2 separate regions of the Homo sapiens genome follow, and region 1 is linked to region 2. Evidence: chromatin loops called from intact Hi-C (ENCODE). Cell type or tissue: Caco-2. All regions are shown on one strand. Links, peaks and the distances in the headings refer to the core of each region. The heading gives the core; the rest is flanking DNA. Region 1 holds the start of LOC124900783 (a long non-coding RNA gene). Region 2 overlaps MAML3 (mastermind like transcriptional coactivator 3).

Region 1 (16,505 bases), core at 5,546-13,545, 66 kb before region 2:
GGAGGCCGAGGCAGGCAGATCACTTGAGGTCAGGAGTTCAAGACCAGCCTGGCCAACATGGTGAAACCCCGTCTCTATTCAAAAAGTAGCTGGGCATGGTGGCAAGTGCCTGTAATCCTGGTTAACTTGGGAGGCTGAGGCAGGAGAATTGCTTGAACCCAGGAGGCGGAGGTAGCAGTGATCCAAGATTGCACTGCTTGCACTCTAGCCTGGGCGACAGGGCTAGACTCTGTCTCGAAAAAAAAAAAAAAGTGTGTGTGTATATATATATATATACACATATGTCATATATATTTATATATATGACATATATGTCATATATATTTATACATATCTGACAAATATATATTTTGTTATATATATAAAGTGTGCATATATATATATATATATATGACAAACAGACCCAAAAAACTTTACTTTGATGACTTTACCAAACAGAGAAAAGACATTGATTGGTTTTACTCAAGGTTTTCTTGTTTTGTTTTTTTTTTTTTGAGACGGAGTCTCCCTCTGTCGCCCAGGCCGGACTGCGGACTGCAGTGGCGCAATCTCGGCTCACTGCAAGCTCCGCTTCCCGGGTTCACGCCATTCTCCTGCCTCAGCCTCCCGAGTAGCTGGGACTACAGGCGCCCGCCACCGCGCCCGGCTAATTTTTTGTATTTTTAGTAGAGACGGGGTTTCACCTTGTTAGCCAGGATGGTCTCGATCTCCTGACCTCATGATCCACCCGCCTCGGCCTCCCAAAGTGCTGGGATTACAGGCGTGAGCCACCGCGCCCGGCCGTTTTCTTGTTTTTATGGGAGGTTGAGGAGTGGTTCAGGTGAACTAATGGCCTTAATGATTTTTACTATTGCTTCAGGTTTGGCTAAATACATCTAACCTCTCTGCCTGTTTGTGCACTGCAGTTTCTGTATATGCAGAGGACAGGTGTTTTTAGTATACTAAGCACTTTTCTAAAATGCAATTAATGATTCATTCTCATATTTAATCCACTTTAAACATTCCACCACTGAAAAAAGGTGAAAAGGGAGGAAAAACTTTTTTATGGAGAATTACAATGGAAATTTCTTCCTGCCTAAATTATTAAAAGTTCCAAATTAGTAAGTCTAAGTTCATTTTTATCATACATTACAGAAGTGATCTAAATCTCAAAAAAAAAAAAAGTCTACAGATGTTTTAGGCAATTACCTATTATGTAATGCCTCTTCAATCAGCCATATTTTATTGCAAGGAAGGGGTCTTAAAATAGAAAGTTTTGAAAAACAGGGAATTCTTATAAGTTTGGCAACCCAAAAAATTTTATTTTGGAGCTATTCAATGAGAAAAAGAAGATAAAAGAATTAATGTTGTATAGAGTGAAAAACAAGTTTTGCTTGTGAAATTTAAGCTTTGGTTTGGTTTCTACGAGGTAGAAAATAACCTGTTATATTTTATGTGTCAGAGGACATAAATTATGAGTGTTATAGGCTGTAGGTGACAGACATACCTGGAAGGTCAACGAGACTCAAGATCTCTGTTGTCTCAGCATGCTCCCTCTTCCCAGCCTCCTGTATGCAATCAGTCGTCCAGTTCATCAGTTCTTTCTTCCTCTTGCCTACAGTTCTCAGTTTCCTCCCATTCACTTTACTCCTGTCCAAGGCCAGCACTTAGGACTTCACACTTGTATTTCTAAAGTGACCACCACATCAGCTTCCTGTCTTCATTGTCTCATGAACTTCACCACCAAATAAAATGTTCCTAAGTTCCATCTTGGGCATTTGTTTAACAGCCTTTCTATAGACCGCTTTGCTTAATAATTTAAAATCTGTACCTTTTTACCCAGCCAGTCAAGTTTCCCCAGGATCTGGCCCTAACCACCTCTTGAGGTCTAGGTTCTATTCCTCTCCTTCATCCTGAGTCTAATTATGCAGATATCCAATGAGACAACTGCCCTGGCACCATCCCATAGGGGGCACTGAAACACCACTAATCAATTAGAAATACAGCGCCGGTTAACTCAGGTTTCTACCCTCAAACTCCTTACTCATTGGTAAAATGTAAACAAGAGCCATTCCCATAAAAGCACACAATATACCCTGAGCAAAGAGATCAAGTGCCGGTATCCACGGAAATGACCTCTATCCGTGGTGCGTATGACTAATCATATCCAATTATGAGTGCTTTTTAAAAAATGAAAGACAAGTCCAAATAGGTTAAAATGTCATGTTGCATTCCCAGCATATAACAGACATCTTATTTTGAAAATAAAGAAAGAACTATTTGGGTATACCTATTTTATTAATAGAAAACCATTCTTTCCTTTACTCTTCCACTAGAAAATGTCAAATATTTAAGGAGTCAAATGATTAGCTCATCAGGGGCACGCACGCATCTCAGTCCGCCTTCACCCTTGCCATCTTGTCTCCCTACAGTCCATGAACACAGCCTGCATTCTTCCCCTTGCCTATGCATATGCCGTTTCTTCCTCTGGAATATCTTCCTTACTTTTCCCTCAGCCACCTGCAATCCTAACTGTTCTTTAAGATGCAAGTGATTTTCTACATTTTTCCATAACATCCTCCTCACTCTCACTAGCCATTAAGTAGTCTCTGTTACCGCAAATCCTATGTTATCTCTGACATGATACCACACTGTCTTTTGTGCCCGTTTTTCTTTTTCAAGAAAAAATATACACCTACCTCATGCCAAACTTTTTTCTAAGAGTCTTAAATGCATTTTTCCATGTATTCTTCAAAATAACCTTTGACACTATTATTTCCATTTTCTAGATGAATAAACTGAGCTTTATGGAAATTAGATTACTTGCTCAAAGTCATACAACCAAGAAAAAGCCTGATTCCAATCCAAGTGTGTCCATTTCTGGAGCATGAGCTCTGACCATAATGCCATAGGGCTTCAGTCTTACTTCCCCATCCCCAGTGTAAATTCCTTCATTACTTGAGGACAAGCACTGTGTTTTGGGTACCTAGGTGCCTCTCCACAGTCCCCAATAGAGAACCTTTCTGGACCATAACAGATACTCAGCAAAGGTATATAAATGATGGTGCTGAGATTCTTTGGACCTTCTGATAGGAATGCGGTGTGGATCCCATTACACTTTCAGCTGTTCTGAAAGCACTTGAGAATGGGATGAGGCTTCTTTCAGTGGTATGGGCAAAGCCAATCGCTGCAGGAGCAACATTACAGATGCTCCACAATGTGGAACCATCTTTCTGTGATCTCCTAAATTGGCCTTATATATTTCACAACTTTTACATCTTTTCTAGTCAACTTCTTTCTAAATTCTTCTAAAGGGCTCATCATCTAACACTATTCTGACTTCCCAACACTGTAGTAAAGCAGTAAAGCAATGCCATATGCTCATTTGTTAAGCAGCTTGACATAAATATCCAACCAACCAGAGAGTAGAGAAATTAAAATGACAAAGCACGATAAATGATCAAAAAATATAGATGTCCAAAAGCCGAATGTAGACACAATTTAAAATTAGAAGACTCATCAAAGTGGGAGGGGCTGGAAAGATTAGTTACATGTTTATTATTGCAAAAACTAGGAACAGCCTAAATGTCCAAAAGAAAGGGACTGCTTAACTAAACAATGGTGTGTCCAAACAACGGAATACCACACAGTCATCAGAAATTAGTCATTCGACAAATATTCATTGAGTGCCTCATGTACATGAGGTAAATGAAAAAGAAATGATACCTGCCTTCATGGTGCTTAGAGTCTAAATGATGATACAGAAGTATATATAATGACAAAAACAATTTTATATTGCTGGGTGACGTGGTAGGTTACAATAGAGTAAATCTGTGTGAATTAGTTTTTTTGTTGTTGCTGTTGCTCATAACTTGAAGATATATTTGTTCTGTGTTCACACCTTGCCTTGAAGATGTTTAAGTTCAGCATTAACGTCATAGGAAGTGGTAAACTTCAATCACTCCCTTCCTTAGGGACACTAGGATATTGAAAAGACTAAAATACTGAAAGACCTAATTATATGTGTATAGGAAGAATGGAAAAGCTGGCATTATTTCATAAAAGTAGACATCCAAGTGAGTTGGTCTGGCAATATTAAATTTTACAGAAGAAAGTAAAGTTGCACATTCAAATTAAAACTGAAAAGTATTTCAAAATTCAAAAATTCAAAAAATTTAAAAAGTAATTAAAAATTTAAAGTGAAAATGAGGCAAGTACAAATCAAATAAAGATTAGTTTGAATTCCAATTGAAACTAATTTTCAGATAGCTCTTTGAAATATATATTCCCTGTAAGCATACATTATTTTAAAGTATGAATTAAAAGTCTTCCACTGACCAATTACAACACAGAAGTATTGTCTACTGATGCACTTTTTAAAAGAAAAAAGTCAGAAAAAGAAAAGCAAAGTCAAGTACGCAAAGAAAAAAGAGAATGAAATTTAAAATCATGAAACATCAATAAAAAGGATGTCTATCACTCTGGGTTACCCTGTTTTGCATAAGTCCTGAAGACATAACTAACTAGCAAGAACAGAAGCTCTATAATTTCTTAAGGTAAAAAATAATAAACTATAAGATTTATAATATTCGAACTTCTTTACTCTTCAAATTCTTAATTTTTAGAAATGGAGAGAAACTTCCTCAAATTGATGAAGAGCATCTAAAAAAAGTCTATCATTAAAATAGTTATTGTTGAAAGACTGAATGCTTTCTCCCTGATACCACGAACAAAGCAAGGATGTCTGTTCTCACTCCTGTTATTCAACAAAGTGTTGGAAGTGCTAGCCAGGGCAATAAGGCAGGAAAATAAAATTAAAAGTATACAGATGGGCCAGGTGTGGTGGCTTACGCCTGTAATCCCAGCACTTTGAGAGGCCGAGGTGAGTGGATCACTCGGGGTTAGGAGTTCGAGACCAGCCTAGCCAACATGGTGAAATCCTGTCTCTACTAAAATACAAAAATTAGCCACATGTGGTGGCACACGCTTGTAATCCCAGGTACTCAGGAGGCTGAGGCATGAGAATCGCTTTAACCCAAGAGGCGGCAGTTGTAGTCAGCCCAGATTGTGCCACTGCACTCCAGCCTGGGCAACAGAGCAAGACGCCATCTCAAAAAAATACATAAAAATAAAGGTATACAGATGAAAAAGGATTGGTTCCTGTTTATGAATGACATGATTGTGTAAATGGAAAATCTCAAGAGATCTTTAAAAAAAAAGGACCTCCTAAAACTAGTGAGTCCAGCAAGATAACAGGATACAAGATTAGCATACAAAATATAATTTATATTTCTATGTCCTAGCAATAAATATGTGAGCACCAAAGTTGAGAATAGAGTACCATTTACACTTACTGAAAGATGAAATATTTAGGTATAACTCTAACAAAACAAATACAGGACTTATGTGCTGAAAACTAAAAAATTCTGATGAAAAAAACCAAAGAAGATCTAAATAAATGGAGAGGCATACTGCATTAATGGATTGGAAGACAACATAGTAAGATGTGACTTTTCCTTAACTTGATACACAAGTTTAAAACAGTTCTTACCAAAATCCCAGCAATAGATTTGTAGATGAAGACAAATATTCTAAAATGTATGTGAAAATGCAAAGAGACTGATATAATGGAAGCAATTTTGAAAAAAAGAATAAAGTAGAAGGCATCAGTGTACCTGATTTCAAGACTTACTACTGTATATAGTTATGGTAATCAAGACTGTGGGGTACTAGTGAAGAGACAAACACTAGATCAATGAAACAGAATAGAGAACCCAGAGATAGATCCACCTAATACAAATATGTTCAATTTATTTTTGACAGTTGCAAAAGCAATTTCACGGAGGAAGGACAGACTTTTCAACAAATGGCCAGAGCAACTAAACATTCATTGGCAAAACAAACATAAAACAAAACCAAACCAAAAATACCCACCTTTACCTAAACCTCACACCTTATACAGAAAGTATCTCAAAACGGATCACAAACTTAAATGTAAAATGTAAAACTATAAAGATTTTAGGAAAAAAAGTAAGAGAAAATCTTTGGGAGCTAGAGCTAGGAAAGAATTCTTAAAGTCAACACCAAAAGCATAACGAGTCAAGGAAAATTTGGTAAGTTTTGTTCTGTGAAAAATCTTTTGTTCTGTGACAGATTCTCTTAAGAGAACGAAAGAACAATCACATGTTGGGAGAAAATATTTGCAAACCATATATCTAACAAGGATTTCTATCTAGACTATATAAAGAATTCTCAAAACACAGCAGTAAGAAAACATTCCAATTAGAATATGGGCAAAAGACTTGAACAGACATTTCACTGAAGATGACATACAGATGGCACATAAGCACACAAAAAGATGTTCAACATCATTAGCCACCAGGGAAATGCAAATTAAGGCCGCAATGAGACATCACTATACACTTAGCAGAATGGCTAAAATAAAAAACAGTGACACCACCAAATACTGGCAAAGATTTAGAGAAATGGACCATTTGTACATTGCTGGTAGACAAGTAAAATAATACAGCCCCTGTTGAAAATAGGCAGTTTCTTTAAAAACTAAACATGCAACTACCATATGACCAAGCAGTTGTACTCCTGGATATTTATCCCAGAAAAATAAAAATTATATCCACAGAAAACCCTGTATATGATTGCTCATATCAGTTTTATTCATAAATAACCAAAACCTATAAAAAACAAATTATCTTTCAAGGGATGAATGCTTAAACAAAGTATTGCATATCCATACTATGGCATACTACTCAGCAATAAAAAGGAATGAACTATTGATACACACAACAGAGAATCATGCTGAGCAGGCGAAAAAAAGAAAAAACCTATCCCAAAAGTTTACAGTATGTGATTCTGTTTATATAACATTCTTGAAATGACAAAATTATAAAAATGAGTATCTAGTGGTTAAGAAAGGGGGATAGAGGAAAAATAGGTGTAGCTATAACAGGGCAATATGAGAGATTCTAGTGGTTAGGGAAATGTTCTGTATCTTGATTGTATCAATGTTAATACCCTGGTTGATAGACTGTATTATAGTTTTTTAAAATATTACCATTTGGGGGAATTGGGCTAAGAATACATGAGATGTGTCTGTATCATGCCTTACAACTGCATGTGAATCTAGTTATCTCAAAATAAAAAGGTTAATTTTAAAAATACAAAAAGGAATGAATACGCTAGATTATTAGTGCTAGTTAGGGTGGGGTTAATTTTCTATTAAGTCTAATTGGGTTTCTACAGACAACTGCTGGTGTAGCTATCTCCAATTCAAATAACCTAAAATTTTAATTTGAGAACTACTCAGATTCTAATTTAAACCTCTGGGTGCTCCCCTTTTCTATGTGGCAGCTTCTGCTGGTATATGTAACCGCACAAAAGCCAAACAAATGTATAACGCATAATAAAAAAACCAAAACCCTTTACACAATGTCAAAGTGGAAAATGAATGTGCAAATATTAGAAACAAATACACATGTATCTACTCATGGAAAGATCAAACAAAAGCATAAACTATAATATTTTTGTAGCAGTGAAAGAGCAAATGTTTTAAAGAAGAAAACAATCTTGTTTATCTTAATATATTAATAATGTCACTACATGGAAGGAATAGGAAAAAGCAAAGGACAGGTATTTGGCCCCGAGTTACAAACTCCAAGCAAATAATAATCAAAATATTCTGTCAACTTTTCTGCATTTCTTTGTGGAAGGTAAAGTCTAATAGTTGCTTGCAGCCATGCTTACTTTTTTTCCATTCATTCATTAATTCATCCACAAGAATTTTTGGAAGTCTATTATCAGGTACTTTGCAGTTAGAGAGGCAAGAAGATAAAATAGAAATGGTTTCTGCTAATCATGTTTTTATGATTTTATGTTTTAAATAAATGGGCTTAGTTTAATGTTTTGTATATAATGTTTTGGGACATAGTGTTTTTAACTTATTATAACTTATGTAACTAATCCCTTAATGTTGGGGCACATATATGTTTTCTCAACTTTTCATAATTATAATTAACACAGAGCAGTCATAACTGACAATAAACTAGAAATAAAAAAGACAAGAAAAATGAAAAAATACTTAAAAATAAATGAAGTCTTACAAAACCTCTCAATTCAAATTGCTAATATGTGCAAAATTAGTAACTGAAGAATAATTTTTTTTCTCTTTTCCAAATTGTTGTTTAAACCTCAACCTCTTGACAAACTTGGGTTCTAATTGTTTTTCTGTTCACTAATCTTTTAGGTTAACTCTGCCCTCCGCCCACACTGAACTACTTTCAGTTCCCCTAACTGACCATATTCTTTTTCCAGGGATTTGGATATGTTTTTTCAGTTTAGAAAACTCTCCCTACACAACACTGACAAAATCCTAATAAATCTTTGGGCTTCAAAGACACTTTTTATGTAAAACCTTTGCAGGTCCCTCAGAAGCCTGAGTGAAGTATACCTTAGTCACCCTGTAATTAATTACTTCACCATATTACAATGATCTGTTTACTTGTCTGTCTTCCCCACTAGACCCAAAGCTCTTTGACAATGTTTTGTTCACTATTTATCCCCAGCGCTGAGAAAACAGCCTGACCCATAGCAGATGCTACTCTATAAATACCTAATGAGTGAGGAATGAATGCATGAACAAATAGACTCTTAAGCCTCTGGCCTAGGAAGATGGGCAGCTCCTCATTCACCCAGATGACTGGATCTTGCTTATGAACACGGCCAACAACATAAGGCAGCTCTCTGAAATATATGTTAGAGCCTCAATCTTTCCACTGCTATACAATCTAGGAACTTAGGCACCTTTCCAGAAAACAACACCTCATCTAAGAGGTGTCTCCTGAGAGCTACTCTTGGAAGCACCGAAGTCCTTTTCACAAAGACTGCAAGGTCCTTGAAAAGATACACTGTGTAACTTCAGTGTACAATGAGCAGCTGGGAGTGTTTTGGGCGAAGTTGGTATAAAAGGGTGCCTTTAATACAATATTTAGGTAGGTTGACCTGACTGCCTAATTTATATGACGAAATATTAAAGCCCTGGGTACTGTGAGGATTTCCTAGTACTAAAGTTTGTCCTTATGTTTCCATCTTTCTCAGTATTGAGATTACAAATCTTGGAACACCAGTTCTGAGGGAGCTTGGTAGTCTTCCCTTCAACAAAGGCTTTAAGACACAGGACATATGCCTTGTTTTCTCAAGTCTCATTTCAGAAGATTCTTCCCACTGCAAACACCAATGCTATTTTTTTTCCCTCCTGACCTTTGTCAACTGTGTTGCTGTACTGCATTTGGAAGTATTACAATGGTCATTACCTGCCCTGTTTATTCAGTGTTAAGTATTAACAAGGCCTGTGCTATCTCAGCTGCTGTCATATTTCTCCAGAAAAGAAATGCCTATGTAAATGTCCTAATGCAAACAAAAGACTCTTTTTCTAGGTGGGGGTGGCAGAAGACTTGGAGACAATTGAAAAGATGGAAGAAAACAGTAGATATTTTAAAAGAACAGTTTTCAGAAATATATGAAATAATTGCACCATGAAATCTAATTTGAGGCTGATTTTTTTTTTTGTTTGTGCATTTGGTCAGTTCTGGCCTGGTATTTGCTCATATTGAGGCTATAAAGCACATATTTCTGGATTTATTTATAATGACTTCAAATAGTTTGATATTGAGCAAAAGTGTATAAATATATTACAGAATAAAGAGAAAAAGTAACCCTTGGCATCAAACTCTCTTTGTTTAGGGTTTACATGTTTGGTTTCTTGTGTGGAACAGCTATGTCAGAGTGGGTGGGATCCTGTTTCTGAGGGAATGGAAGAGTGCTGACAATATTTTCTTGAGCACAAAGAAGGGTGAAGAGTCTTATTAAAACTCCTACCAGATACTGCTTGTTGGACAGTGAAATTGCAAAACTTGCAAAGAGGAGGGCCAAACACCATGCAGAACAGATCAAATACAAATTAAAAAATTGACTTGGGGAAGAAAAATCTTTCACTAGAGTCAGCTTTTCTGTAGAAATTGGCCCGTTCTCATAAATTTACCTAAGTTTGTGCTTGGGTCAGATGACAAAGCAAAATTCCATCCTCTGATAGTTGCAAAAAACTGCCAGTGAAACAAACTGAAGCCAAATACATACTTCCTAGATGACATCCGATCCAGAGAAACAAAGGTGTAGGTCACTTTTTCATTTTTAAAGTACCCAAGGAGTTACAGAGAGATGAAAATAGACAATACGTGGAGAAAAGAAGACTGCTTCTCTTCTGTAGCTATAGCCATATGAAATAAAACAACTGTACCTGCTGGGACTTACAAATATGTGTGTTATTTAGGAGAACGGGCTCTGGAGTTACACTTGCAAGCTCTGAATCCCAGTTTAACCATTCCATTACTGTGTGAGCTTAGATAAGTTACTTAACTATTTTTAATTTTCTACCTTTTAGAAGTGAGTATGGACTACTTAAGCAATAGAAATTAACTAGGGCTGGAAAAAAAGAATGATTTGCTGGAAGTACTTCAGCAGCATAACCTTTATGTAAGAACAAATATCATCATTTATTGAGGGCCTACCTAATGTGTGCCAGGCATTTTGGATACACTATTCTAATCTTTATACATCCCTGCAAGGTTAATACTATTATTCCCAATTTATAAGGTTCAAAGTAGCTAAGTAATTAGATCTACGTCTTGAAGCTGAAAAGTGGCAAAAATATCTACCCATATTCCTTACCTAATTTTTTTTCCTTATTTTTAAAACAATGACCCAAGAATTTCTCTTCCCTCTCTGATTCCTTTTTCTCCAATCCTACTCAGGTCATAACTGCATTGGGAATCTCATTTCTTTCTTCTTTCTCTTCTTTATCCAGTTTAACGTTCCTGAATCCACTCACCAACCTCCCTTCTTCCTCCGCTTCCTGGTGCCACTGATCCCAATCCTTCCTCCAGTTTTGTTTGGCTTAAGTCCTGTCCTGAATCCCACTGCCCCATCAGGTCCACCCCACTCCATCAGCACTGTCATCATAATGAGAGCAAATACCTATTAGCACTTTTCTACGTGTCAGGTGCCTTATGAGATGGATACCATTATTATCCCCATTTTAGAGATATGGGAACTGGGACACCAAAAGGTAACATAGCCTACCAGGACACAGAAGTAGCAGAGATGGAGTGCTAACCTCAACAGTCTGGCTCCAGAGTTCTTGGTCCAGCCCTACTCTAGACGGTGCCACAGCCCTGGAGGGACCCAAGGGAAGTTGCAAATTCCAGCAAGTGAGTGTGAGCATGAGAGAGGAGGACCTGTTTCAAATAGGGGTAAATACATTCTATGATGTGTGAAACCAAATTGCTTCCCTTTTGTTGTAAATAACATGTAAATGTATACTTTTAAAATCACTATGGGTAAAATGTTTTTTTAGTGGGTTAGCCTAGGAACACTGTTTTTATGGGAACATAAATTCTGAGTTACCCCCAAAAAACTATTGGAACAGCCTGTTCATAAATTGAAGACTTCCTTTATTTCTGTTTGGGGTAAAGTTAAAGTAAGGGAAATCGGAAAAAGGAGGAAAGTAAGACTTCTCATTATTTGTAGATACAATTCCTGCACAGTAGAATGCAATCTGGATAATACGTCCCAACTTTCTAAGTGTGCTAAAAATAAATGTAAATGGTTCATTAGAGCTAATCTGGCAGCCAAAAGTGAATATTAATAACATGGAAGATCAATAAGATGCCCAGCAAAGAACAATGTATTAACTTGGTTCTAGAAATAGCAAAATGTGTGTAGGCCAGACAAGAAGCAATGGGACAGGAGGCACAGTCAGAAGAAAAATTCATCTCTTCTTTATAAGATTCAAGGAATTGAGAATAGACAAAATATGCCCATCTCTTTTTCCCTCTGCCCACTAAATAAGCAGTTTAATCAATTTTTACCTTTCCTTCCTTGTCTTCATCTGTCACTACTAACTCAATAGAAGAATGTATAACCCTAGTTCAAATACAGGTCAAGATGGCTATTATAAATATTATGAGCTTATGCTGTGACTTTCTCTCTCAGTTCTTATGTTGTATACTCTATTCAAGTAAGGGACAGCACAGAGTAGCTTTTACCCAAAGCATATTCAGTGAAGAAAGGGGTTCCATGGTCAAATAAATCTGAGAAATGCTGCATAATAATCCCCCTTTTAAGATATTGAAGGCTCTGAGACATCTTGCAGGAAAGACACCTGTATAATATATGGAACCCAGGTTTTCCCAAGCCTTTTGACCATATAATCCTTTTTACCTAACCCCTATTCACATCTTTGTGCAGAATGATACTGAGAACTCTGAACCAGGAAGAGAGCAAATCAAGTTCCTATCTTATTTTCCTGTGTGATTTAGAGAAGTTGCCCAGCTTCCCTGGACTTCAATTTCCTGAGAGATGGACCACATAATAGCTAGACGTTCTGTCCAGTCATGCAGCTCTAAGGGTATTTTCAACCCATGTGCTTCCATGGCCATCATCAATGCGCATGGAAGCTGAGGTCTGTGGATACACTCTTGGTGAGTGAGCATGTGCCCTCCTGCTAAGCCCACCTCAGAAGCGACTTCCATCACCCAGGAGCAGCCTAGACAATGGATCTTTTACACATCTTCACATTCAGTCCTTTATGCCCAAGCGAAGTACTCACATTGCAAAGGCTATTTGTCAGGGGGATATGTGGAGGGAGGAAATTTGCAGAGAATTGTTAAAACAAGCTTATATTTGTTCTTTCAAATATTTGCTGGCATTCAGACATGGCTTTTAAAAAAGTTTCTTGTGCTTTTTCATTTAAATATGCAAGTTTAATAAACATAATTCACCCAAAACAGAGAAATGAAGCAAATTCTTACAACTGATTCTTTAGGTCTACACTCTTAGGCCACATTCTAAGATGTTTTCACTTGAAATGCTGTTAATTCTGACATTTTAACTTTTTCTTTTGGAAAAATTATCATAAGCCAAAGGATTGTCCCTAATATTGAAAATATATTACTGTCACACAGTTTCACAAAATTATTCACCTTTTACTTTTATTTACATATTACTCTCCTTTAAAACAGTGTGGAAAGTACTACCTCTCTACAAGTTGAAACTGACTTTTTACTTTCTTGTTTTTATAGCAAGAGCATATTAATGATATAACAGCAATAGCTAACACTCATCTACATGCCTAGTATGTGACAAACATTATTCTAAGTAATGTATATGTGTGTATCAATCTTAACAACCTTATAAAATAGATACTATTATTATCCAATTTTCAAGATGTGGAAACTGAGGCACAGATAGGATAAGTAACTTGCCAAGGTCACATACCAGTAGTAAGCAGCAGAGTCAAGATGGATGGATTGATTGATTTTTTTTTTTTTTTTTAGAGACAGTGTCTTGCTCCGTCGCCCAGGCTGGAGTGCAGTGGTGCTATCACAGCTCACTGCAGCCTCAAACTCCTGGGCTCAAATGATCTCCCTGTCTCAGCCTCTGGAGTAGCTGGGACTATAGGTGCACATCACTGTGCCTGGCTAATTTTTAAATTTTTAACAGAGATGGGTGCCTCACTTTGTTGCCCAGACTGGTCTCAAACACCTGGCTTCTGGCAATCTTCCCACCTTGGCTCCCCAAAGTGCTGGATTACAAGCGTGTGCTGGGATTACAGGCGTGTGCTGGGATTACAGGCATAAGCCACTGAGCCCGGCCCAGAGTCAAGATTTGACTCCAGCAGTCTTTGCTCTTAATCACTCTGCTATTCAACCTCTTGCTTAAATTTGTAAAACAATAGAACCACCACCAAAAAATATATATAAATAGCTGAGGAAGAAATACAATTTGGAGTTACATGAAGCCCATAATATAACTAAAGAAAAGGGAGTATCTAACCTCTTGGTTCCACTTAGATCAAAGGAGAAAGGCCTGACTTACACTATGAAAAACACTGGTTAGAGACGTGAAAACATATCTTCTCTGTTCAATGCCATGAGATTGGCTCACCTGAGTAGGCTGCAGAATCTTCTTCCCAAATGCTTAATAACAAAAGTGAGAGAACCATCCAAAATATTCTGAAAAAAATCTCACAGAAGTTAGGATGGGCTAAATTAACCATCCTCAACCCCATTACTCTTTCCTAAGAGTACTCGATGGCTATGTTTCCAAATTATTCAAAACATGTTCCCTAATGTGTTAATGGGGGAGAGTGAGGAAGCAGAGACAGATTAAAAAGACTCAAGAGATATAACAACCAATGTAATGTGTGGACTTTGTCGGGATCCTGATTGACACAAACCTACTTGGAAAAGGCTGTTTTGGGACAATTGAGTTAATTTGATTATGGGTTAGGTATTAGATGATACTAATATTGTTAGGCTTGATAATAGCATCATTGTTATATGAGAACTCTCCATTTTTCTGAGAAATAACCTAAAGTAAATAAGGGTGAAATGACACATCTGAGATTTTTACTTTGACAAAAAAGAGGGAGACGACAGATGAACTGAGTATGACAAAATCTTGGTACTCAGTGTATCTGAGTAATGGTATATGAAGGGTCATTCTCTTTGTTTTTGCATATATTTGACAATTTTCATGATAGAGTATCTTGATAAAGAATATGGAAAGATTTCTGTCCTGATGAAAATAATTATGATAGATAAAATTATTTAAAAACCTGCTAGAGAAATGCCAGATACACACCTGGGTACACAGTTCACTTCCCCTAGGACTGAGGCCAGGAAAAAGAATAAGAAATAAAGGGAAGAGCATAGGGCAACCTGGACCAGAGACAGACAGGAAGACAAGAGAAACACAGCCACGGTGCCAACATTGTTTCAGGAAGATTTTACAACACCAGCTGTCAGCTCTAGATATACTGTTGCCACTTTCGACTTCATCTAGAAGTGTCCTTCTACCCAATGCTCTCAACCGCGATTGAAAAATACTACATAAAATGAGTCTCGGATCTCTGCCCACCTTATGTGTTTTGGCGTTTAAAAACCTCTCCCATGGATTGGCTCTCAGTCCTTAGGGGTACGTGGTTTCATTACTGAGGTATGCCTGTGTGCAGGAATGTGTGAGTTTGTGTGCATGGGCAGCTCCTCCCTGATCACTGTGGCTATGTCATAATGCACATCCTTGTCTTTTACTCATTGGGTTATACCTAACAGCCAAATTTGTTTGTTATTCCAGGTGTGCTTAACATACGTCAATCTTCAAGACAACTAATATCCCTTAATGATTAGGAACCTCGATTTTTTTTTCCAAGAAAATAACCATATAACTAAATCATTAAACTTCCCTTAAGTGCCTTATTAGAGGCTCATCAAAACATATATATGTGTGTGTGTGTGTCTGTGTGCATATACACATATATACATCTTTAAATTTTTATTTTACTTACTTATATATATTTTTGAGACGGAATCTCACTCTGTGGCCCAGGCTGGAGTGCAGTGGCGTGATCTTGGCTCACTGCAACCTCCACCTCCCAGGTTCAAGCGATTCTCATGCTTCAGCCTCCCAAGTAGCTGGGATTACAGGCATGCGCCACTACACCTAGCTAATTTTTGTATTTTAGTACAGACGGGGTTTCACCACGTTGGCCAGGCTGGTTTCAAACTCCTGACCTCAAGTACTCCACCTGCCTCAGCCTCCCAAAGTGCTGGGATTACAGCCCTGAGCCACCACATCTGGTCAAAACATATATTAAAATGCAAATAAAAACCTTTACGACAGAAAGAAACATTGAACAAATTAGTTGGTTGGACTCAACAAATACTATTTTCTAGCCTCCTCTTTCCCCCTACACAAAGACAGCCACTGATACATTTTGTTGCTAAAAATGCACTAGCTTTTTGCTTTTGATCACACTCTATGGTAAATTTTGCATCCCAGTTTTCTCACCTAACATTAAAATATGGGCATTTTTTCCTGTTCTAATTCCGCATAAACACCCATTAGTAGCTGGAGAATATCCTGTTAAGTACAGACAGTAAAGTTTTGTAAATTTTCCCCTACTATTGAACATTAGATTGTTGCCATTTATTTAATATTATAAAATAAATAATGCTTTATATGTGCAATACTTTCTTATATAATTATGTGTGTTTCCATAGTACTGATCCTTAGATCATAATTAAAAACTAAATTAAAAACAGTACCTAGTAGTTTACCTTAACACAAGAAAGAAAAATAGTAGAAAAAGGAAAAAAAAAAAAGACAGGTTCTGTTGAGCAGTGAGTTTGCACTGGCTGAGCCCAATGTCCCGACTCTATTATCTGTGACTCACATGGCGTGCTTGAAGAAAAATATCCCCGTCTTGTTGCTTCTTGGTAGCCCATGGCATTATCCTTTATCTAACCCTAGTTACTTCTCTGGGATGTTTCTTGCTCCAGTTGTTTTCCTCATGGTGTAACAATGTGAATTTGCAGTCCTGACTGTTCTCTTTAGAATTTCATCACTTCTTTGCTTCCATTGCAGTTTGCTTGCACTTCTAATGCAGCACTTCC
Region 2 (16,505 bases), core at 3,277-11,276:
AAAGAAATTAAGCTTTGTCTCCAGCTCCCATTGCCAGGATGAAAGGAACTTCTCCGTGCCGGACTCCAAGAAAAGGGACTCACCCTCCCAGCTCAGCACAAACTCCCAGGGCCCACCATGAGGGCTGGAAAGGAAAGGAAACAGAGGGGTCATTTCCAACCACCAGGCCTTAGAGACCATTGTCACAGGAGGAAAAAGAGGCAGCAGACAGAGAGAGAAAGTCTGGGTGGGTGTTAAATTATAATTATGTCTACAATGGTATATGAAAAACCTCGCAGGTCTCTGCTGATACAGATATGGGAAGTCCACCTTCTGAATCCCATGCTGGAGTTGATAAGAAGGAAGGCAAAAGCAGGAATCAAGAGCTCAGTGCCTTCTTTTATACAGTGCCCACCACTGGTAAGGAGACCTCTGACTCAGTTTCCAGAAAGGAAGGTAACCTCTTCAGCCATGATAGTCAACCGACTTTTTAAAAAAGGAATTTTAAATTAGGGAAAATTAGATTTGTGAATGAACATCCTTCTGAAAGGAGGAAACATGAAGCAAATTATAGTTCTATTAATTAATTAATTAATTTAAAAAAAATTTTTTTAGATGGAGTCTTGCTCAGTTGCCCAGGCATGGAGTGCAGTGGCACAATCTCGGCTCACTGCAACCTCCGTCTCCCAGGTTCAAGAGATTCTCCTGCCTCAGCCTCGAGAGTAGCTGGGATTACAGGCACCCACCACCACACTCTGCTAATTTTTGTATTTCTAGTAGATATGGAGTTTCACCACGTTGGCCAGGATGGTCTCAAACTCCTAACCTCAAGTGATCTGCCCGCCTCAGCCTCCCAAAGTGCTGGGATTACAGGCGTGAGCCACCACACCTGGCCATAGTTCTACATATTTATATTTTTCCTCCTTGCATTGGGAAACTAAAGAGTAAACAACTCCCATCCCCCCAAAAATCCTAAGAATACTAAAAAGCATTTAGTCAAGGTCTAACCATATATAAGAAAGTAGTTAATATTTCCCAAATGACCCCAGACCAAAGACTGAATTCTGCATTACTAATACCATGACCTTCTTATTTAGTGCCATTTATAGGCATTCAAAGCCAAAGAGAGGAAGTCAGCAATATATTAATTTTCTTAATTGTTATGTAAATGTCTCAGACTGACCTGTAAAATGTATGTACTCATAGAAGGTGTAATTCACTCTAAGATACAAACTTACTCTCTAAAATTGCAGTTGGTAAGCACTCAACATGGAGTTGAGAAAATGTTTACAAAATGCAAGACAGGTGTTTGGATTTATTTCAAATGTATTAATAAAAAATACGATACTCCCTTGAATGATGAATACGGAGTGTATGGCAGTTAATTTTGGGAAAAAGAAGTGCATGTAATCACTTACATTTTTGAAGTGAAGGTTAATCTGCAGGAAACGGGAAGTTAAGATGTGTAATTAACCCAAAGGTACACAATAGAAAGAATGGGAGGCAAAGACTAAAGAGGGAGCTTGAAGGAGCTAGCACAGAAATGCCTGCAGAAAAGGCAAACAGCTGAAATGTCTCTTCTTTAGGCTTTTTCACTCATTTAACCATCACAGACAGGAGCTCTACTCATGGGTCTGAATGTGCCCAAAGATGGTGTTACTCAAAGCATGGTGTCTGGACTTGGTTCTCATCCTTTAAACGGTAATGTTCCACACCCACAGGGCACAGAAATTTAAAAGTGCATGGTGAGAGGCCCACAGCAATCTGTAATTAAAGGAACATTCGAGCACATGATCACTTTTCTAGTAGTACATTTTTATTGTATTTTCTAAATGTAACAGTGAGAAATGGATTGGAAATAGAAGGAGAAGAAACTGGTCTTTCACCATAGGAAGTTTGCAGAGCACCTCTAAAAAACCTACCCTCTAAAATTGCAGTTGGTAAGCACTCAACATGGAGGTAAGAAAATATATGAAAACTTCCCGTTGTTCGGTTTCCACTCCAACTTATGTTTTCCCAATGCAGAGGCCTGCCTGGTTAGTATAGAAACTGATGAAAAAAGGCAGCAATGATGGCTATTTTTGCCTGAAACACTGATTCCACTAAAACCAACACCTGGCTTTATACTGTTGTGCTATTCCACATAAGGTAAAATCCCACTCAATCTTTTTGCTTGTTTGTATATAAAAAGAAATTCTGAATTGAGCAGGCGTCTATATAGAAAAATGGAATCCATAGTTTTAATTATTAAATATAGCCAAATATTTACACATCATTAAACACAAAATATATGAGCTGTTAGGTGGGTTCTTCCCCCTAACCCCCATGCCTTACTATGAAGGAAAATGTTACAATGCATAGACCACATTGCATTCTCTCACGTCTACTTTACTTTCTGTTTGAATATCTGTGGTTATAGCAACATCACTTTTTATCTGCTAAAAATATTTTAGGCTTCCTCTGCCTAGATTTTTCCCTCTGGAATTCTGTTTATAAGAGGTATGGGTATAAAAAAGAAAATAACATGTCTTTGTCAGGAGATTAAACACATTAAAAAAAAAACAAATATACATACACATTTGTACATGAACACAAAATGTAAACACACATCTACAACCTACACCCGAAGTTCCACAAGCAAAATCCTCATTAACTCACTGTCTTATCACTGAGAAGAAAAATAGTATATCCAAGGACCATAAGACAACACTCTCCTTATTTACCAATATCGTGCTTACTGAAATAAAGCTTTTTAGGTACTTCCTTGGTTATATTAAGCAAGTTGCTTTCAAGTTCAATAACATAAATGCAAAATTCACTAAATATGCAGGCATTGGTTGGCTGAAGAAGAGAGAGCACTGGGATTGGCTGAGCTAAGGGAGAAATAGATGAGGGAGGAATAAGTCAACAGTGCCCCAATTTGAGAAATTCTGTGAGTAAACATTGAAGTCTCATTGGCATGATTTTATCTAATGGCTTTAATATGTAGCCGCTGCTACAAATGCTGGGGTCATCTAATGGGGAGGGTAGGAAACAGACCTCACACTGCACAACACCAGAGGATGTGAACCGTCTAGGCTGCCCGTAGATCTCCATAAACAAGGCCTCTTCCCATCAAAGGCCACTGTGGAATGTAGCTGGAGTTGTTTATGCTTCTTTCTTTTTCTATTAGGTTTATTTTCCTGATGTTAAACCCTGTCAACTTTACTGCCCAGAAACCTATCTTCAGAATAGGACCTTCTGCTTTGAAGACTCCTTTTAAGAAATGTCAAGGGGCAGTAAACATAAAATAGGATCCATAGCACCACCAATGACACAAAAACAGGGCCAAAGCTAATCAGTCTCCTCCATAAAACACACACTCAGTCTTTTCTCCCTCTCACACACAGTAGCAGACCAATAAGATCTGCGGAGTGAATGTAAGCAACAGAGTAGGAAGCAGCTGAAAAGAAAGAATTCCTGCTGCGTTCTCCCCTTGTGCCTCTTTCACAGTCAAAGGGTTCAAGGGAAGAATGTTTTATTGCACACTGCTGTTCACCACTAGCAGTGCAAGTTTATTCTGCCCAGGGGCTCAAGTGGGACGAATCTGGTCATCTCCATATGTTCTCATAGTGAAATTCTTCTCGTTTTCCTTTCATTTTTCAGGCCTCGTCTAATTTAAAACAAACCACACAGACACACTGGCCAAAGCAGCGACTGCCTCTGAGAGGAAGGTGGGCCTGCAGTACTGGCTGGGACCACCTCCACATCTGAAGATGCTGTTTGCCTGTATTTGCTTCCCAGCGTCCTTCCTCCCTGCCTGGTTGCCTGTTGGGCCTAACATGGAGCTCTGCCCACAGTAGTGTCGTTACTATGGCCACTAGCCCATACCAAGGCATGGCCTTTGCAGTCCCCAGCATACAGCTCCCGACCTCACAGGCAAGTCCATCTCTATTGCTGTCAGGAAGTAAAAGTTCACACGGGGCGGGCACAAAGTCCTGCTCATCCCAAGGCACCAACGCACCCCCACCAGGCTTTCCCCAGAAGGCAACTCAACCACTCTAGGATTTTTTTTTTTTTTAAATAAACTGTATTAGGAGCTTGTCAGAAATCCCGAAGTTGGAGACCACTGTGAAACTCCTGGGTCCCACCGGGGCTGAGCTCGTACCAGTAGCCCTAAATTCAAAAAGAACCAGGGAAGGTTCTATTTACAAGTGAACTGGACTCATGATGCTCCACCAAGGAGGCAATCCCTGAAAACAGGCAAGGTTCATCAGCAACTCTAACCGCTCAGGGTGTGCTATTACTACTTTTTGAAAACAATCGTCTGATTATACAAACATGTATATAGTGCTTAACAGTTTACTCTGTATTCTTTCTATGAATAGTTTCATGTTTACAACAAATCTAGGAGGGAAAAGGATAGAAATTATTATCTCCATTTTATGGAAAAGAATCGAAGGCTCAGAACCTAGCTAGTAAGTAAAGAACCGCAAATAAAGCTCAGGTCTTGTCTGTCTCTTTCCACTACATTACAGCTCACCTTCTGAAAGAAGCTTCATCTTTGTGGCATCTGTAAAACATTTCCCCTATCTTTCCCCACATTGCCCACTCCTCTTAGGTGCTGGAAGAAAATGCCCACTACTTTTACACATATAACTAATACATGGTTGCTGCTCTGCAAATGATTTCTGAATAAATGAGCACTCCCATGCATGCCATTCCAATGCACAGTCACCCTTCTTGCCCTGGGCCAGATTTAGGGAGGTCAGGAGCATCTAATATGGAATCTTAAGTAGTCAGAAAAACAGGAAGGAATACAGATGGATATGTTCCTTGTTTGCACATAAATGCTATTTGGGCTTCTCAGACCTGACACTTGAGCCTTTCCTGAACCGTGTGCTTTTCCTAACATGCAGGTCTGCCTGTCAAATTTATGACATCATGCTACCATCCACTTTTCTGGCAACTCCAGTTATTCTTTAGTTTTACCTCTCAGTCTAACCAGAAGGTTCCCCTAAGTTTCCCCTGTATTAACTAGGCCAATTGATGTTTTGCCAACAGCAGGGTCTGGGTATTTTATTTTGTTTTAGATCCACTTGCCATTCTCTACCTCTCTCCCAGGCAGTTTACAAGCATTTGGCCCACTCCACTCCTCCTCCAGGCCTTAAGTTCGCCCCAACACACTGACTCCTGTAGGCTACAGAAAAGCCCAACGGCAAAAGAAACACCCTAGATTGAAACACACACGCGCGCACACACACACACACACACACACACACACACACACAGAGAGAGAGAGAGAGAGAGAGAGAGAGAGAGAGAGAGAATAATGGAACTCACCCTCCTGCCAGCAGAGAATGGCCAACCCCATCTCCCCAGTTCTGGTTATTTCTAGAAATCTGAAATCTATAATATGTCACCATCACTTAGCACTCAGTAAGTATTTATTGGATGAATGCATGAATGAATGATTACTATTATCTGATAATATGCACGTGAGAGAAACTTTATCAAACGCTTTCTGAAAATCTAAATTACTAGACAAGCAAAGGGCCGATGACTACTCAGGGATTTACCCTTTAGTGGCAGACACAACTTTACAGCCAGGCCTACTTGTCTTGTTACAATCACTTAAATATTTTATTTGTTTACAAAACTCTTCTCAACTATTTTTGATGGTTTGTTGCCACGTGCACAACCTAATGTGCACGTATACACAGGGAATGAAGGTATGAAACCTGGCACACTGCCACCCTAAATATCAGGCAGGCTCCTCAAAGACAACAGTAATGCTGTGTATTTCTTTATACATTTTCACTACTAGATCAGCCATTTGAAGGTTTATTTATTCCTAAATTCTTCAACTTCCTGTATCTGAGTATTTATGTCTCAGATTTCCCCATTACCTCCTTTCCCACCACTTTATTCCTAATATTCCACTTTTCACCTCGTTACTATGAAGCACGACCTAACGCCAGCATTTATTTCCTGACCTCCAAAATGAAACGACTCATAAACAAAACAAACAAAATGGAAAAAATTTTAGCAACTATTTTTGGGCCCCAGAAACAAAACTTACTTTTCCAAAGAAAGAGAATCCTTTAACCTACTTTGAGGACTAACAAATGACTTGAACACATTGTGTTCAAGGTTTTGTCAAACGATGGGAAAAATACAAAGGTCTAGTATTTAAAATACTACCTTTTTTTCCCCTACAATGCATCACCCTAGTCCAATGTAACCTTAAAAACATCGGGGGGCGGCAGGGGAGGATAGCTATAACGGTTTACATTGGGTTATAGTCCTTGTTGTGGCTGCTGTTGCTATCATTTGGTGATAATTTGGAAATGCTCCCCTGAATATCCCCTCTGATGCTTCTGGCATCCCAGTATCTGCCCCCAGACCACAGTGAAGCTGTTAGCAGGATGTGAACAGAGTTCACAAAATCAAGGGTTTGTTTACATACCAGCCACAGCACGAAGAAACAAATAAGGTCTAAATGCCTGTTGTCTCATCTGTTTTTGTGTTTTCCTTGCGTATTTCTTCCCAAGCTCTTAACAAACGGGTAATGGGTAGTTAAACATTTGCGACCAGTTACTCATCTTGCTTTGCAGTCATAGAGCTGGTCTAAGTGGAGCAGCCAGTAACTTCAAAGGACACCCTAGTTTGGATCTGTTTCCCAGGGGACAGAGCGCAGGCCCCAGGGCACCCTCATAAAACCCGAGGAGGGAATTACTCCATTCCCCACCCCTGGTTACCTGAATCACACTGTGCACATGTACAGAAGCTAAAAGGTTCTCTACTTTGCCCCCATTTGACTCAGGAAAAGGAAAACAAATGATAGATACCTGCACTGGTTCCTCCCACTCGCTACGAACTCCATTCTCTGCGCCCTTATGCAAACCTCTTAGAAGGGTCAGGGCAGCTGTTTCCAGAGCTGCTTGGCCAAAACGGGCAAACACATGGGCATGAAAAGAATTCTGAAAATACTTCCGATTGCTTTTCTTGTCTCTCACACAAGAGCATGCTTAACCCACGGGTACCTTTCAATGTTCATGTATAATAAATACAGTTTCAAAATAAAGAATAAGACACCCAAAATCCTACCTATTGGGTGTAGCTGCTGCCTTCATTAGTCAAATTTTCTCAGAGACCGTAGCTCCAGTTGCACTGAAAACCGTCGTTTTTTAATTATTTTATATCTGTGGCCATTTGTCCTACAGATTTCTTCTTGGCCTCTATCATTTTTGCCAGTGGAAAATTTATGCTTTCCCCTTTAACTACTACTGGTCTAAATTTACTTTAGTGAAGAAAATTTTGGCTCTAACTAAAACTCATGTAAACTTTCCATTTCACCGTGATGTTTTCTTTTCTTGGATTCAGCACAAGTCTTTTCTAATCTAAGAAATGGCTCTTACAGGCCCTCCTCAAATGTTTGTTTTCCAATTTAAGAGGATCTCTCTGTACATATACATAAAACATTAAAAGCTTCAGTGATGTGTCCAAAGTTGCTCTAAGGCGGGAATAGCTGATCTGACCCTCCACCATCCGCACATAGGCGCTACCTCACAAATGTGTCTGGGTAAGACCCTGCCCCATCAGCGTCCCCTGAAACTTCTCTTCCTTGAATCTCACTTTGATAAGCACACATGCTTGGACTCAAACAGGTCATCTCCAGTATCCATTTCTTTCATTTTCTTTTGTCCCACAATAGAGTTAAACAATACACTGTCTCGTCGTCCAAATGCTTCAAGTGGTTTTACATGCTTTATTCCAACGATCTTCTCAGTATCAATGTGAGAACAGAGAGGATGAAGAAATTTCAATCATTCTTTAAGGGAAAAAAAAAGGCATTTAAAATATCAATTATTTTGCGATCAGCTCAAGATCTTACAGGTATGGCAGAATCAGAACTAAAGTACCAGTGTTCAGACCCTCACGAATATGGTGAATTCATCCTCCTACTCTCTCTCATAATATAGAGTAAACCTAAATGTAAACTGAACCACTTAAAGGTGGGGTGGGGTGAACGAGAGAAGAGGGGAAGGGGACCATGAACATTAAACCATTTCACTAGAAATTTTCTTTGTTTCTAACCTGTCGTAGGAGTAGAGAAAAAAAAGAGAGATTTTAAAAAGAAATTTTCTTTCTTTTAAGCTATGTCCCTATTGCTCACTTTGAAAAAAGAATGAAAATAGGCCGGGCACGGTGGCTCACGCCTGTAATCCCAGCACTTTGGGAGGGTGAGGTGGGTGGATCACCTGAGATCAGGAGTTCGAGACCGGCATGGCCAACATGGCGAAACCCCGTCTCTACTAAAAATACAAAACTTAGCCGGGCATAGTGGTGCGTGCCTGTAACCCCAGATACTAGGGCGGCTGAGGCAGGAGGATCGCTTGAACCTGGGAGGTGGAGGTTGCAGTGAGCTGAGATCGTGCCATTGCATTCCAGCTTGGGCAAGAGTAAGACTCCATCTCAAAAAAGAAAATACAAAACATTCTCCTACCAATCCTTACTCAGAATTGAAATTTTCTATTTTTTGTGTGACTCTTTTACTAGTGATGTTCTCTTTTACTAGTAATCAGAGGGTCCATGCTATCTTATATATCCTCTCAATGAATATGACTTCATATACTCATCCCTGCCATAGCATCCCATTCTAAAGACATTTTTGTCTTACGAAGCAATATTTGCCTTGACATTCTGTTATTTGGGAATTTGCACTGTTTCAGTTTCACTGGAAATAATGCTACCATGAGAAACTTTATTCTTCACAATGATTTGGAATTTCCTGTGGTTTCTACGCTACGAACAATAAAGTTTTACCTCTTTTTAATTATTGTGAAATTCTTTCCTGGATATATTGTACCCATTTACAGAAACATCACCAAAGTGTAAGTGAAGATGTTTTTCCACATTTTAATCAACGCTGGGTTTAAAACTCACATTTATTTTTTTAAAGTGTCTTAGGCATATAACTTCACTTTAAAGTTGTCTTAATATATGTTCTTTCAGCTCCTAATGAGGGTGTGTACTTTTCAGGGTGATAATTTATCATCTATATTTCATCCTGGGTCTCCTTCACTACTCACACTGCCTCTTTTTAAGCACTGAATCATGTCATAGGTGGAGGAAGGGGCCAAAAATAATTGTTTAATCATAACTATACAACCAACTCTTTACGATGAAAAACAGAATTCTCTACTTCAGGAAAATGAGATTATATTTAGCCTTCTGAAAATGAGTAACAATCAAGCATAAATACTTGTTAACAGGTTCACACATAAGCACATGAAAACAAAATTGGCCAAGCTGAGGCAGGAGGATTGTTTGAGACCAGGAGCTCGAGATCAGCTTGGGCGACATCGCAAGACCTCAACTCCAAAAAAAATTTAAAAAATTAGCCGGGCATAGCGGTGCACACCTGTAGTCCCAGCTACACAGGGAGGATCATTTGAGCCCAGGAGTTCGAGGTTATGGTGAGCTACGATCTCACCACTGCACTCCAGCCTGGGCAAAAAAGTGTGATGGGAGGGAGGAAGGGAGGGAGGACGGGAGGGAGGGAAAGAAAGAAAAGTAAGGAAGAAAGGAAGGGAGGAAGGAAAATTTACCTGGTCTAAGAGGGAGAACCCTTTCCCTCCTCTCTCCCCTATCCCCTTCTTTCAGACAAACCCCAATTTCTCCATCATGACAGGGCTGTCCAAAAAGTCATCAAGATGTAGTCTTATCCTTTGAATGATTCTCCTTCTTATCTCAACAGTTATCTCTATGTCCAAAACACCTCTTCCTTTCCATTCCCACTGCTCCACGGTTTGGGCCTTCCTCATTTCTGCCCAGACTAGCAAACTCATGTTCCAGCTTCTAGTCTTTGTCCTATTCTACGTGGTACTAACAGAGGAACTTCCTATAGTACAGCTCTGACCTTGTTTCTGCAGTGTACAAAATTCTGAGGTGCTTTATGCACTGACAAACCATATCCCAACTGGCTCTCACCAAGAAAACGCATTGCCAGGAGCTCTTCACTGGTATCTCCTTTGGTATTTAAAAGCTTCTTAAGGAATGTGAGTGTGCTTATCATAGTGCTTAGCAAGACTCTAAGAGTACTCAAAAGAACTAATTTAGAGTTTTCTGTGTACTATTTCACAATACCCAGTCATCAGATGTAAGCTGAGTAAAATCAGTATCTTAATTGTATCTCCCACAGTTCGGTGCTTTCAGTGTGGAATTTCTACAAATCATCATTGAACAAATGAACTACGGAACCAATTGCTCTTTATTGAATCCACTGGTTGAGTGCTCTAGAATAAGCCACCTAGAAACATATTGGTATTTAAAACATCAATGACAAGGAAGATACTAATACTCAAAATACTCCCACAAATTTGTTTTTGAAAAGAAATTATTGTAAACACAAAATAAATGACAGGCCTTCAGGTGAAGCTCTATTATCATATCATACCTATGACTGACACCAGCAAAGATATGGATGTGCCTCAGGAAGAAATGTGTTACCAAGACACTAATCCATATACTTTCTAAAGAAATTGCATGTCCTAAAAATATAATCCTTCCAAAATTGTTATTATAAGTAAGGCAAGGCTTAGTTTGCTTGATCAGATTTTGACCAATAATAATAAGAAAAAGAATGGAAACCCCCCCTTGACAATCAGTTACACATTCTCCTTAATCCCAGCATGATGTAACAGACACTGTCTAAACTCATAGTTGGAATTCCAAGTTCATGTTCTTTCTTTCATTAGTTTCATGACCTTGGGCAAGTCACTTCACCCTAGGATGTCTCTGTTTCTTCACCTGGGAAATGAGAATGTTTGGCTCTGATCTTTCAGATTTCATCTAGCTCCAGAATTCAATGATTTATGAGTATTTAAAATAAGCTTTTTACTGATATATATAACAGCATGAATGAATCTCAAATGCACAATGCTAAGTGAAGAAGCCAGATTCGAAAGGCTACCTATTCTATGATGATATTCACATGACATTCCAGAAAAAACAGAACCATAGGGATGGAGAGCAGATCAGTGGTTACTGGGGATTGGAGGTACAGGGGATTGTTTGACTACAAAGGGGTAGCACGAGGAAATGTTCTTTGAGGGTGGGGTAAGAGAACTGTTCCACATCTTGATTGTGGCAGTGGTCTTGAACTCCTGGCCTCAAGCCATCCTGCTGCCTTGGCCTCCCAAAGTGCTGGGATTCCAGACATGAGCCACCGCACCCTACCCTATGTGGTAGCGGTTAATCCAGGCATTTGCCAAAATTCACAGAAAGGTACACCAAAAAGAGTACATTTTACTGGATGTGAATTAAAATGATTTAAGGTATTAGAAAATTTATTTTTCCAAATCCAATGCATCTTTGATGACATAATAGCTGGACAATATCCCCCAAGAAATTAACACCAAACTTCTGGATTTACTGTCGCCATTTTAAGACTGATGAACAGGTTTACACCCAAATAATTTGCGGTGTGTTTTTACGGTGGTGGTGGTGTTAATCTTTCAATGGACATTCTACAGAGTGCTTCTGTGTAGCTCTGTTTTCCAGTGTGGAATATCCAACAATGAAACAGCGAAATGAACTCTAGCGGAAATGATTCTAGGGCTGCCCAGGACCTGTGTGGCCTTCATGGAATGTTAGAATGTTGTTGTTATCTTTGTGATTCAAACTAAAGATATGAGGCACACAACAGGAATGACAATAACAACACAGCAATAATAGCAACAGCTAACATTTAATCAGCACTTAGTAAGTTCCAGGCACTGTTCTAAGTGCTTACCTACAGCTGAAGTGCTACAGTAGCTCATTTAGTTCTCAGAACAATCCTGTACTGGGTTATACTGCTATCTCATTTGACAGTTGAGAAGATCAAACAATGTTCTCAAGGTCAACTGGCCCGTGGGTGGCGGAGTCAGAATGCAAACCTAGACAGTCTAACTCTTACCACAAAGCTAAAGCTGCCTAGAAAAGCTTCATTGAAAGAATAACTTATTCATCTTCGTGGAGAGTCTGTGGCTACTACTACATGCTTCCACAAATTCTTATCTAGGCTTTCTTCAGAAATTGGACAGGCCAGGCATGGTGGCTCAGGCCTATAATCCCAGCACTTTGGGAGGCTGACGCTGGCAGATAACTTAAGGTTGCAAGTTTGAGACCAGCCTGGCAAACATGGTGAAACACCGTCTCTACTTAAATACAAAAATTAGCCAGGCATGGTGGCAAGTGCGTGTAATTTCGGCTACTTGGAAGGCTGAGGCAGGAGAATCACTTGAATCCAGGAGGCGGAGGTTGCAGTAAGCCAAGGTTGCGCCACTGCACTCCAACCTGGGCAACAGAGCGAGATTCTGTCTCAAAACCAAAACCAAAACAACAACAACAAACAACAAAAAGACAGAGAAAGAAATTGGACAGAGGGCTTTTTCTAATTAGGAAAAGCCAGCATCTCCATCTCTGCCTGGTAATTTCATGAAGTCTGCATAGCAAAAAGCCCTACATACACTATTTTACACAATCAGGTACAACTGCTTTTTCCTATTCCATTCTCCTTGCTCGCAGCAAAGCTGGCTTTAGCTGACAGGCAAGATTTTTTTCCTAAAGCCTTCCAAGATAAGCCAAGAGAGGGGCTGAGCTTCTCCTACCTGCCACCAGTTAGGGTCTACCTTTTCTTTAAATCATTTTCACTATTTTATGTAGGTTTAAGCCTCTGGGTAGAAATCTGTCCCAAAGCAGACAAGTTCCTGTTCCTGAAATGACTAATTCCTTGCACAAGGCAAGAGGCTGGTTAGAACCCTTTCAACTAGAGGGAATGATTAGTGTAAAACAAAACAAAACAACAAAACAAAAACAAAACAAAAAAAAAAAACAGGACCAAGGACCAAGCTGCTGAGGCTGAAGGAAACCACATAAACAAAAACAATACACCCATTAGATAGTACTTGTAAGGTATTCAGACCCTGAGAAATTAGTTTGAATGCAGTAGAAAGGCAGATTACAGGAGAGAAAGGGCTCCCAACTAGTTCAAGGGTTTGTTTAGTCTACTTATCAAGCCCAAACTAATCATCTTAATGGCTGTTTATGCCCAGAACAGGGTTCAAATGGCCTTTCGAAGAAAGCAGGGCAGACCCAGGCTAGCAACCTTCCTCTCTTCGAGGACTGCAACCTTCTTCTCTCCAAGGACCCCAGGATTCTCCTTACTAAGGATCCCCACTCTGAGCAGGTAAAACAGCAGGCCATAGTTTTATTTATTTCCTATCTATTTATTTCCTATCTTCAAACGAGACTATACACTCCAAAAAGCAGTGGGGTATCATCTCTGTTGTCCATTGCTCTATCTAGCTTATAGATCATTTTTGAGATAAAAACTTTATATATATATACGTATATATATACGTATATATATATATACGTATATATATATATACGTATATATATATAATATCAGAGGGTTAATGAACTGTCTGGAGGGAAAGATGGGAACTCAGACTTAATTTAACTCCTTGCTTTTCCCCGATGCAGACACCGAAACCTTGCGACTGAGCATCAACAGGTGCCTTCCTCCTGCAAGGAAACTTTCAGAAAATCTTCAAGGTAAACCAACTATCATTCTACCAGAATCAAGGACACCGGTTTCCAAAATTCTAATCCAAAAGGGGGAGTGGGACTGGGGGAAGATCATCAACAAGGCAATCCTTCACCTACTCCTACTCCTCAAAGCAGCATCAGATGAGAAGCCGGGTGAGGCATGTTAACCGAGAAGCCCTCCTCCAATTAATGTGCTATTGCTCCTTTAAAACCGAGAACAAACGGCGCGGCCGCTCCTGATCCCGGAGGCTGCAGAGCAGTAATTGTCACTTAGCCACTTAACTCCCCGCCGCACTGCTCACTCACTCATCGTGGTTTATCTCTCAGCCAATTACTGCTGTCATTTGCGTTTCAATGTGTGCCATCAGGGGCCAGGCCCAGTCGACAGCAGAACAGAAAACACCGGGAGGAGAGCCGACTGGCTTCCAGAGGCGGGTGGAGCCCACACCTCATTCCCTGCTGCTCTGTGGGAGCTTGGAAGGTATTCTCCTATCGCAGAGGCTCCCAAAACAGCTCCAGAAGGGACCCAAAACTACCTGACCACACTCCAGTTTTGTGCTGTGCCTGGCTGTACACTGAGGCAACCAAAAAGAAAAATTTGAGCCCTAAGTACCAAGTCAATAATAAGGATGGTGATATTAAAGCAACAGAAACTTTAGCAGCTTAGTGTGACAGCAGACAAGAGACAAGTAGAGGAAGTGGCAAGGATTCCTGCACTGTATTATTGTGAAATCCACCCAGGGCTAGCCTACAAATGTGAAGACAGGAAAACTTTATAGGTCTCGCTGCTCTTTTATGCGAGCAGATTTCCAGGCACGATGTTGTTCACCCATCTATAACTTGGCCCCAAAGTGTGAGGAACATATGAATTTTCTTAGGCGGTCCTGAGTTGAAATATCTAAAAATTATATTTGCATTCTATTGCCATATTATAGACTGGTGATACATTCTATACTTGGTAACACAATTTCATTTTTAAAAAAATTTCTTCAAGGCACAACCAGATGTGACTTTTTATAACTAAATCAGAAAAAAAGCTTGCCAGACCATGTGTCCAGATTTTTCAGTTCTGCAAAGATATCCTTTCTGGTTGCTCAGTGGATCCTAACCACAAAAGCTAAGACTCATGTTTGTTTGTTTTTTTTTTTTTTTTTTGAGACAGAGTCTCGCTCTGTCGCCCAGGCTGGAGTGCAGTGGCACTATCTCGGCTCACTGCAATCTCTGCCTTCCGGGTTCATGCCATTCTCCTGCCTCAGCCTCCCAAGTAGCTGGGACTACAGGCACCCGCCACCACGCCCTGCTAATTTTTTTTAATTTTTTTTTTATTTTTAGTAGAGATGGGGTTTCACCGTGTTAGCCAGGATGGTCTCGATCTCCTGATCTCGTGATCCGCCCGTCTCGGCCGCCCAAAGTGCTGGGATTACAGGCGTGAGCCACCGTGCCCAGCCAAGACTCATGTCTTTAAATAGTTTGTTTACTCTGCCTTCCTGGATCAAATCTATACCATCATGTGCTGCATTAGGGCTTTTCTCCCAGAAGGTTGAAACCTCCCATGATTGTAGAGGCAGCACCTTGGCTGTATTACCCTAGCCTGAGATTTCCTTTGGAGTGCATTCGGTCTGGCCGTCAGGTTGTCCTGCTCACTGTGCAGCATGATCCCCCTGACATTCCATCCTTTGGAGCCCCAGTAACCACAGCAGGAGGGCCAGCAGCTGAGGCTGAGCCAGAAGAGACCTGTTCTAGCTGGATCTGCACAGCCTGGTCTCTGGGTCTAAAATAAAACTCTTAACTTCTCTGCCAATGAGCTCTGCCAGGCCTGATGACGTAACAGGTCCCTTCAGTTCTATTTGCAGGCAAGGTCCATTTACATCAGGATTTCATCCAGGTAAGGGGGAATTTGGGAGGGGGAGGGAGTGAGGGACTCTCAGAGAATGGACCTGTCTTCCCATCATGCATGGAAAAGGTCTGAAAGAGCTGGTGAGGTGCCAAAGTAATTGTACACGTCATCTTGAGCTGTGCAAAGAGGAGCAGGCCTAGCTATAGCTAATTGCTATCCTCCGGCTATATGCTCCCCACTGAATACCAGAGAGGGGAATCTGTTCGGTGCATAACAAAGAAAAATCACAAGTAAAATAAAGCTAAGCAGCAGCCGGCCAACGCTGTGATGCTGCGACCGCCAACCATGGCCAGCCACACACAGGGAAACTCGGATTTGTCCTCACTCATCTTCTCTCAGGCCTTCTAATTAAGAAAACCTTAAACTTGGAACCAATTTACTCCTTTCTCGCTCATTTAAGTCATCACCCTGACCCATCTCTGATGAAGACAGAGCACTTCAAACAATGGAGAGTAGTTCCTAAGATAGCCGGTGGCCAACGTGAACTTCCTAATTAAGGACCCACACAAAAGTAACTTTCTCTTCTTCTGGGCTCTTTGTGTTTGTAAAAATGCGGCTTCAAGCTGAACAAACTATTTGATCATCTTCCCGCTTCCTTCCTCCTTTCCTGTCTGTCTGTCTGTAATGTTTCTCAGCTGATCAATAGCTGTCTCTCTGTGTCATGAAGTGTGCAATAAGCTGTTCTTTTTCTTTTGTCTCAAAGCCAGAAGACGCTGTATGGAAAGACCAGTTCCTCTTCTCCCACCCTTCTAGCTGTGCGTGGCAGCCCAGTGGAGGTCTGGACGCTTGCCACTGAGTGCCAAGAGCAAAACCCAGGCCAATCAGCAGGACGGATCCAAGCCCCTGACTGCAGCAGAGGTGCCTCTCCGCAGCCAGGCTGCAGCCACCCACAGCCTTGGGGCTGCCCTGACCCTGCCTCAGGCAGGAGCCCCGCCTCCTTCTCAAAGGACGTCACAGAGTACCTGCCCTTGGGGTGCCACACATCTTTCTTTGCTCTCTTTTTTCAGATTCAATTTGCCTGAATAGGAAGAACCTCTCCTTCCTGCCT

The links. A loop is a pair of places that touch in the nucleus more often than their neighbours do. Peaks named below come from ENCODE experiments on the same cell type or tissue, not always from the same donor. Only the 100,000 strongest peaks of a DNase experiment are listed, where the experiment ranks them.
Region 1: a loop joins it to region 2, with 2.3 times the contacts of the local background. A loop is called at or near these places in 9 of 110 quality-filtered maps.

Annotation. Positions count from the first base shown.
Region 1 is chr4:140,010,862-140,027,366 of GRCh38, forward strand. All of the region lies in intron 1 of MAML3 (mastermind like transcriptional coactivator 3), which reads right to left. It overlaps LOC124900783 (a long non-coding RNA gene), which reads left to right and starts at 774. Exons shown (of 3, transcript XR_007058278.1): 1 at 774-16,505. In Caco-2, for the core only: no CTCF peak of the experiment used is centred there; DNase peaks (open chromatin) are centred at 8,650 and 9,300.
Region 2 is chr4:140,078,720-140,095,224 of GRCh38, forward strand. The region is part of intron 1 of MAML3 (mastermind like transcriptional coactivator 3); the gene reads right to left. Among named protein-coding and RNA genes, the nearest start is that of MAML3-AS1, 41 kb to the right of the region's middle. RefSeq lists enhancers at 1-369, 13,505-14,356, 16,316-16,365. In Caco-2, for the core only: no CTCF peak of the experiment used is centred there; a DNase peak (open chromatin) is centred at 6,672.